Regions from separate parts of the Homo sapiens genome. Here region 2 is linked to region 1. The links are chromatin contacts, found by Hi-C or POLR2A ChIA-PET in ENCODE. All regions are on one chromosome and are shown on one strand. The core of a region is the stretch at or near the end of the contact, and the rest is flanking DNA. Distances in the headings are between cores, read along the strand shown.

Evidence for each region. A loop is a pair of places that touch in the nucleus more often than their neighbours do. ChIA-PET counts read pairs that join two places held with the same protein, here RNA polymerase II (POLR2A). Pooled maps may share reads with other maps.
Region 2: a loop to region 1 is called in a map of endothelial cell of umbilical vein, with 6 times the contacts of the local background. The contact joins two enhancer-like sites. A Hi-C loop is called at or near these places in 1 of 168 maps with a recorded cell type or tissue (endothelial cell of umbilical vein), 1 of 37 single-sample maps with no recorded cell type and 2 of 50 pooled maps. POLR2A ChIA-PET finds 5 or more read pairs at or near these places in 5 of 52 experiments (B cell, WTC11, activated T-cell and 1 more).

What each region holds. Positions count from the first base shown.
Region 1 is chr6:157,266,968-157,271,528 of GRCh38, reverse strand. No RefSeq gene overlaps it. Among named protein-coding and RNA genes, the nearest start is that of TMEM242, 54 kb to the left of the region's middle. RefSeq lists an enhancer at 3,442-4,148. Within about 2 kb of position 2,113, at least 23 of the 41 ENCODE cell types and tissues checked have a DNase peak (open chromatin) inside an H3K27ac peak, as active enhancers do.
Region 2 is chr6:157,302,626-157,307,000 of GRCh38, reverse strand. The region is part of intron 3 of TMEM242 (transmembrane protein 242); the gene reads left to right. Among named protein-coding and RNA genes, the nearest start is that of TMEM242, 19 kb to the left of the region's middle. Within about 2 kb of position 1,525, at least 14 of the 41 ENCODE cell types and tissues checked have a DNase peak (open chromatin) inside an H3K27ac peak, as active enhancers do.

The DNA.
Region 1 (4,561 bases), core at 864-3,363:
CCTCCCCACCCACCGCTGGGCCTTGACATCACTGCTTGCTGCTTCTCAGCTCATCCATGGCTCCACCTCCACATTACAGCTGCTTCTGAATGGTTCCATCTCTGTCCTAGCATCGGAAAGGTTTCTTTGACCTTAAAACTTCTATTTTCTATATGTCTCCAAAATTTACATCTCCAGGCCAATCATATTATAACATTACTTTTCTCAGCTGGTTAAATGGTTTTAACGTGTCTTTAGCTCTCATTTTATTAATTTTTTTTTCTCCACATTCTCCAAGCTCTACTTTGACAGAAACTTTTACATAAAAAAGGTTTGATCCATTCTGCAAGTGTTTCTGTGTGTGTGTGCGAATGTGAGTATGTGCCTCACCTACTGTAATGATTCTCAAGTGTGGCCCCAGAGCCATCACCTGGGAACCTATTAGAAACACAAATGAGTAAGCCCAAAGCCAGACCTGCTGAATCAGAAACTCTAGGTGGAGTCCTGGAATCTGTGTTTTAAGAAGCCCTCTGGGTGATTCTCTTGCATGATAGAGTTTGAGACCCACTTATCTACTGTTGTTTTATAGGATCTACTCCTCACCAAGGATAGAGGGAAGTTGTGCCTCTGTTAAGATAGAAACATGTAAATAATAGCATTCTCGACACCATTGCAGGAGGTCAGCAAACTTTTTTTCCTGCAAATTTCTTCATTCACTATTTAACTTACAAAATGTGTATATGTGCATGTGTGTGTGTGTGTGTACACATGATGATGGCTAGCGATGGAGGTGGAAGTGGTGGTGTTAGTGTTGTTGGTAGTAGGAGTAATAATATTATTGGTGATGGTGGTGGTAGTAATGGTGTTGATGGTGATGATGGTAGTGGTGGTGATGGTGGTGGTGGTGATGGTGTTTGTGGTGGTAATAGAGTTGGTGTTGTGATGATGGTGATAGTGGTGATGGTGGTGGTGACAGTGATAGTGCTAGTGTTGATGGTGGTGGTGGTTGTGCTGGCAATGGTGGTGGTAGCAATGGTGCTGCTGCTGGTGTTGGTGGTGATGATGTTGTTGGTGATGGCTATTATGGTAGTGATGGCTTGGGCAGTGATGGTGATCGTGGTCATGATGGTGGTGGTAGGGATGGTGGTGGTGGTAATGGTGTTGGTGATGGTATTGTGGTGGTGTTGGTATTGGTGGTGGTGTTGGTATTGGTGGTGATGGTTTAGTGTTGGTGTTGGTGAGGGTGGTGGTGGTGGTAATGGTGTTGGTGTCATTGGTGGTGGTAATGGTGTTGGTGTTGGTGGTGTTATGGTGATGGTGGTAGTGGTGGTGATGCTGTTGGTAGTATTGATATTGATGGTGTTGGTGGTGGTGATGCTGTTGGTGGTGATGGTGGGAGTGCTGGTTACATATCAGCCCCTCAGATCATATTGCCTGACTCCCCCGTGTCTCACCCAAAAGGCCTGCCTGGCTTGTGCCATGGTGCGTGTGATAATGTGTGTGCATATGGATGTGTGTGAGTCTGTGTCTGGCCACTTCAGCCTTAGTGCCTCTGAAGTTTACAAAACCCCCAAAGTTTTAAAATAAAATTGGGGTTAAACCATTTGGATCCTGTAAATTAGAAAAAATAAATGAACCACCCAGCAGCAGTTACAGGCAATTAATGTGATTCTGGGAGGGCTTCACTGCAAGATAATGGGAAAGCTGATTATAAATGAGCCAAGGGTAATGAGGGAGGTCATGAGTCCCTTAACTCTGAAGGAGAAGCCAGGGCTCCACTCCGGCTGATGCTGGCTGCTTCGAGGTGCACACAGATCTCTTTCCACATGGGCTTCCCATCCTGGCCGCTGGCCCACACCCAGCCGGGAAGGCAGGCCAGGCCAGTGGGGAAGGGCCGAGCTCAGCCTGGTTTACCACGGCAGGGAGGGGCCTGGGAACGCTGGAACCTGGACTCTTCTGTGCTGTCCCTGCAGCTTCAGAAGAAAAGGCTTCTGAAAATAAATCCAGAGAAGGGCCAGAAAAATGAGGACAGGAAGGGAATGCGTGGGAGGGGAGGTTCCTGTGAGAACAGACGGAAAGCAGGACTTCTGACCTGGAAAGGCCCTTGCAGAGACAGCCTCGGGAGCCAGGAACCAGGGAGACTGGAAAGCACAGGCGTCTGGATCCTGACCGGATCTCTTTTCACTCCTGCAATGAGGAATCTCAAAACCAAACGTGCGGGCTGGCCAGGGACCTCAGGCGGCTTCCTACAGCTTGCCTATTTGCATTCTCGTTTTATCCTTCTCTTGATTTTGTTTCTAACCACTCTCCTGGGTCTTGTAAATATATTTTACATCTTTTGTGTTTTGCTTGCACATATCCTATTGCAAATTCTTTTCTAACAACAATAGCCTGTGAGTGAATAGATGGCCATGCAAGCCACGGCCCCTCACACTCTGAGTGTCTGCTGCCAGCTGACTAAGTCCACTAGGCAAGTCGGGGTTCGGGTTGAGCGAGAGCAATCTTCAAGCACAGCCTCATTTTCTTCAGAACCTGCAGGGTTGGCTGTGTTCTCTCTGGAAACTTGGCCCATGGTCAAGGGGTCTTGGCCCTGACTCGTCATGACCCTGGCCCAGGCCTTCTGTTGTGGAGTAGATGGAAAATCCCTCTTTCTCGTCCTATTCTGGTCTCAGAGGAGTTCTCTGTCCTCAACTCTCTGTAGTTTTGAGACAAGAGGAGCTTCATCCTCTTCCTCACACACTTGGGGTGCAAGGGTCATCCCCACTCTGCACCTCACCCCTCAGGGAACAGAAATGGCTCCTTGGGGGAGGAACTCAGGTGGGATTCTTATGGGATGTCATTGTTCTCTGGAGAATGAATCCATCACTCCCAACCTAGGCTTGTCATGCTGCACCTTGTGAGTGATGTGTGGGGCCCACGGGGCCCATTGGTTTGTAGTGTGCATGGGAGTGAAGTGGCAGCTCATGTCCACACCTCGCGAAGCAACAGCCTGACCGAGTGGCTCAGAGCACAGTCCCAGGCCAGGCTGCCACTGCCTCCTCGTGCCAGCCTCTCTGCGCACCACTGTCCTCCCTGTCAAGTAGGGATACACCTACCTCACTGGGCTACTTGGAGTATTTATAGATAAGAGACTTAACATGCAGTTCAGGCTGGGCACGGTGGCTCACACCTATAATCCCAGCACTTTGGGAGGCCAAGGGGGGCGGATCACCTGAGGTCAGGAGTTTGAGACCAGCCTGGCCAACATGGTAAAACCCCATCTCTACTAAAAATGCAAAAATTAGCTGGGCTAGGTGGTTCACGCCTACAATCCCAGCTACTTGGGAGGCTGAGGCAGGAGAATCGCTCGAACCCAGGACGTGGAGGTTGCAGTGAGCTGAGATTGTGCCACTGCACTCCAGCCTGGGCAACAGAGCAAGGCTCCCTCTCAAAAAAAAAAAATGCTCGTTTCAGCACCGGGCGGATGCAAATTATGACAATGATCATGTTTATGGTGATGATTTCCCCTGGGCAACAGTCAGACACCAGCCTAATGGCCTGTTGGAGAAATTGCACCATTAGTAGCTCTGTCGGGGTTCAAAGCAGGAGCCATCAGGAGCCACAGGGCCTGGTACAGTACCCGCACCCAGAACTCCCCAGCCGGCAGAGGCTGCCCAGCTCCACGGTGCTGGCTTTGAACATCCAGGGCTCTGTTGCCCAGGCCTGCTGCCCCCTTCCCCACAGGTACCAGGCGAGGCACCCACAGAGACCTATGCCCAGGGGGCCTCGGATGCAGAAGCCAAGCCCTCGGCCTGGGTGAAGGACACTTTCTGAAGCTTCCTGTTATTTGTTGGTTTCTTTTGTGTCTCATGCTCCCTGCAGCTCACAGACTGGGGCTGCTCCTGTAGGTGCAGAGTTCCCCATTGACCGCAACTTAGGAGAGGCCAGCTCATCCTGGGTGTCACGCCCCTCTTCCTCCAAGTAACCTTCCTCTGTTGGAGGAAATCCCCTGTTACGAGCCTTGACTTCTCGACATGGAAGCCAGGATTCAAAGCCCAGCTCCCCCTGCAGTGAGGACGCAGGCTCTACCGCCAGATGCGGCCCAAGGAGGTGTCAGCTGCCAGGGAGTGATGTGCGGGAACAGGCTCTGTGGGTTCCTTTTCATCGGCGCAGGTGGAAGCAAGTGCCCCTAGTTCTCGTGGTGACAGCAGTTGGGGCTGCAGTGGCCCAAGCTGCCGCTCCCAGCTCCATGCAGAAGCCGCATGGGTGTGGGTGGCAGTGCAGTGGCTGGGGAGCTGATTTTCAGCACTGATCCTGGAAGCTCGGTCTTGACCTGTCTCTGCAGCCCTCGCAGTGGTCCCACGGACCATTGCATACACTGTAATAACTCCCCTTCTACACAAACTGGTCAGGGTGTGTTCTCTTGTTCAGAACCGAGACAGCTGGCGGAGAAGCCACGGCTGCGTGCAGAGCCTCTCACGTGCTCACCAGCCTTTTCCTACATCATCCTGTGCAGTGCTCACGGCAGCTTAGTGCAAATGGCCAGCTTGAGAGATTGAAGCCGCCTCGGGGCACTTACTGGGGCCCCGTGTTAGGCCTCTTG
Region 2 (4,375 bases), core at 276-2,775, 36 kb before region 1:
TATCAGAAAATGATGTTCTCTCAAATGGATTTTTCTACCTGAAATGTTTCTAACAATTTTAAGAAATCATTTTCTAATGTGCTATATATTTTTCCACTATGTAAATTGTGCTGAACATAACTTATCATGTAACTTTTTCTTGGTGACTCAGATCTATCATTTATTGTTTGCTTCTTATACTGACAGATTCTAGGCTTTTATAGTTCTTCCTTTATTCTTTTTATGAGTTTTCTCGATTCCAGTTTGGCTGTTGTAACTTCCGACTGTCCCACTTACTTGTGAAATAGTGCTGCTTTATTTTACCCAGTTATGCTTAAGGTGCTTTTTTTCCTCCCCTCATCTCTTCTCCTTCACAGGTTCCAGCCACTCTGATGCCTTCATTTACACCCTGAGCTCTAGGCTCATGGGCCCAGTTGACTGGACACAGGTGCTTGGGTGTCCTGCAGGCATCCCGTGTGTCCCTCAGTGAACTGTCATTTGTCCCCAACTACAACCTACTCCTGAGTCATTCTCCCCGTGAATAGCAGCATCACCCACAAAGCTGCCCAGACAGAAAAGCCAGGTGGCCATTCCTGACCACACTGTGTCTCACCCCTGCATCTAATCAGTCACCACATCTTGCTTTTCCCTGACCCCCACAGCCACTATAGTTGATGGCACCTTCTTGCTCCAAGATGATTCGGACAGCTGTCTCTGTTCTCCCTGCCTCCCGCCTTGCCTCTCTGCAGCCCTTTCTCTGCCCTTCTGCCAGAGCACTCTGGCCTTCACCTTCTCTGGACTTAACACGCACACTGCCTTTCTTCCTGTTACCAGAGATAAAAGGTCCATGCTGCTGCCAGAGGCCCACCCTGCCTTTTGGGCATTAGATCCTGCCCCTCGTCATCTACAAGGGACCTTGCTCCCATCGTTATCCTCAGCCTTAGCTGATTGTGACATGTTCCTTCTCTGCTGTGGTGTGTACAGACATGCTCTAGTTTCTCCCACCTCTAGAGGTTCTCTCTAGATATTCCTTAGCCTCCTCCAGCTACCAGCCCATTTATCTGCTCCCCTTTACACAAAAAGCTTCCCGAAAGAGTTGTCTGTGGTCACTGCCTCCACTTCCTCCCCTTCCTGCTCTCAGTCCAGCTCCTTGCCCCAGCGCTGCACTGGAACTGCTATTAAGGTTGCCAGTGCCCTCCTTGTTGCCAGATCTTACTTTATCCTCTGTTACTTGCCCTCCCAGCAACATTTGGGCACAATGGAGCCCCCCCTCCATCCTGAAACACTGTGGCTTCTGAGCTACCTTCCACCTCACTGGACATTTTGCCTGTCTCTTGTGCCAACCCCTCCCCTGGCCAGCCTCTTAACATCAGTGTCCAGTAGCTCCTACTTAAACTCTTCTGTCCTCCATCTATCCTCCGCCCCTTGGCTCTTTCGTCCAGTCCCTGCCACTTTAAAACAAACAGTACTATCTGATGCCGTCCAGATACATAGCCCCAGCCCTGACCTTCAGATCGGCGTCTCTGCTTCATATTGTGTGCCCTCACAATATGACACGCCCTCATAGGCGTGTCACATGACCCATGTCCCAACTAGAGCACTTGATTTCCTCACTTTATTCCCAACTTGCTCCTCCCTTGGTCTTCCCCATTCCGTAAATGCCACCGTCATCTCATCCTTCCACTTCAAACCAAAAACCCCAGTGAGAATCCTCTTAGATTCTCTCATTTCCCTTGGTTCCCTTCATCTGATGCATGCAAGTCCTGCTTGTCAGCTCTGCCGCTGAACACCGCCTGCCTCCTTCATCTCTCCACATCCATTCCTCTGTTGCCTAGTGTTTTAAGAGTTTCCTGTCCAGTTTCCCGGCCTCTTCCTTATTCCTTCTAGAATTTTTTCTCCACACAGCAGCCAGAGATATTTTAAAAATGTGAGTCAGATCATGCTACTTCCTTATTTAAAACCCTTCAGTGGCTTCCTGTTGAAGAAGGTTTACATGATGTAGCCCCACCAACCTCACTGACCTCATCTTGAGCCACCACAATTGCCCACCTCACCTCTTCCCACTGCACTCCAGCCCTGCCAGCATTCTTATTCCTTCAACACACAGGGCTGTTCCTGCCTAGGGCCTTTACTCTAGCTTTGCCCAGGAAACTCCTTCCCCAGGTCCTTGCATCGCTGGCTGTTTGCTGCTATCCAGGGTTTCAACTCAAACTTAATTTACCTCCTCAGAGCAGCTTCTCCAGATGTCTTCATTCCCACCACCCAGTTACTCTCTGAAATTATCCTATTTTCTTTTCTTTGTAACGCCTATTGCAAAACGAGATGATATTGACCATTGTCTTGTTTTATCAGTCTTCACAAAAAGAATGTAGATTCTGAGGGTAGAGACCTCCTTTATCTTGGTCATTGTTATATCCTCGCACCTGTAACACTGCCTAATGCATTGTAGGTGTTTAGTAAGTATTTATTGAATGCAATCTGATCACATCACTTCTACCATTTCATTTCAGTGGCACTCTCTCTCTCTCTCTTTTTTTTTTTTTTTTTTTTTTTTTTTTTGACAGAGTCTCACTCTGTCACCCAGGCTGGAGTTCAGTGGCACAATCTTGGCTCACTGAAACCTCTGCCTCTTGGGTTCAAGCAATTTTCCTGCCTCAGCCTCCCAAGTAGCTGGACTACAGGCATGCACCACCATGCCCGACTGATTTTTGTATTTTTTGTAGAGACGGGCTTTCACCATGTTGACCAGGCTGGTGTGGAATGCCTGACCTCAAGTGATCCACCTGCCTCGGCCTCCTGAAGTGCTTGGATCACAGGTGCGAGTCACTGCGCCCAGGCTAATGAATTTTAATTTCTTTGCTTTCCATGTTTTATGCCACATTATAAGTTTTCCTTTTTAATGATTAACACAAGTGGCTCTTTTATATTGCATCAGAAATTATGTATAAGATGCTGCTTTCAAAGAACAAAAATGTGATTGGGGTTATTTATTAGAAGAGCTTGCCAATTCATTTCATATTTAAATACCGTAAACAGGAAGTTGATCCCAGCATTGCTCTTTGAATTGACTTTTTGCCTTTATTCTATTCTTTGTGGCCCTCTATTTGTCTTTCCTCCAGTTTTCCCAGTGTTGCTGACAAAGTAAAATATTTTCATGTGCTGGGATTTGCAGAGACCCCCCCCTCCCCCCGCCACCATGAGAATTACTGAGCAATAGAATTAGAGCCCACTAATTTATTTTAAAACTACAATTTGCATTCTATGATTTTTCAAATCACAAAGAAGACTTTCAAAATAATTGTGTTCATGCTGGTGAGTTTATGGCCTATTTCAGATCAGCTTGTAATAATTAACACTGCTTTCATTTTATCCCTTTCCCCTAAACCAAGGGTTCTGTGTGCTGATTATTTTTTTAAAGCTTTCCAAAGAACAGAACATTTTAAATAACTTTAAAGGATAAAAATAGTTTCTCTGCCACTGCATATTTGTTTTACTGCATTTCTAACACTGTAATAGATTTTTGTTTTTGTTTTGTTTTTTAATGTTTTAACTTGGTAAAAGTGGGTATTGGCTTTGAAAATAGCCACAAAATCTTTTAGCTTATCCAAAGCTTTACTTGAAATATATGCATCAACTTTCTAAAGATGCCCCAGTGGGTGCCACCTACCCATTTTACTTACCCTCATTTTCAGAACTCTCTCTAGATGGGGTCTGTGGCCCCGCCTTTCTGTCTCTCTCACCTTTTAGCCCACTCCCCAGCCTTACTCACTCAGCTCTACAGTTCCTCATTCTTTTCTACTACATTTACCAAATCCCTATTCGTGGGCCCAGCTCTGTTCTAGAGGACAGGGATATGCTGGTAAATAAAAGGTGATCCTTCTTGCAGTGGCACATTCGTAAGTATTTTACATTTAACTGTGTGTGATAAATCCTCTAATGGAGAGAGGTACAAAGTACAGTGGTGACATAGGCTTTTAGAAAGCCAGTTCTGCTTAGGGGATTGGCAAAGATTGGTGAGAGAATGGAATATCAGAACTGGACTCCCGGAGAGGAAAAGGAGGATTTGAGAGCTGGGTGTGAGTCCAGGTGAAAGGAATAGTGACTTAGTGGCAGCCATTCTTGGCCCAGGGACTTGCTGGTTGTTTTCATTTCCTGCTTCCTCCCTCCTAAGTGGTACAACCGAAAGTACTGAGGTGTAATCCTGCCATTAGCTATAATACTGTACTGCGTTTTGAATAGATAATTTGAGTCAGGTTTTCAATTCAGAAGGAATAATGAGCCACCTAGGATAGGAAGTCACTAGGGAGCTGTCTAGCTATACTTGGCTTTCCACATCTTTGAGTAGACCTAAATATGCTCTGGAGGTCACATACATCTCTTCGTCTTTGTTAGTGCT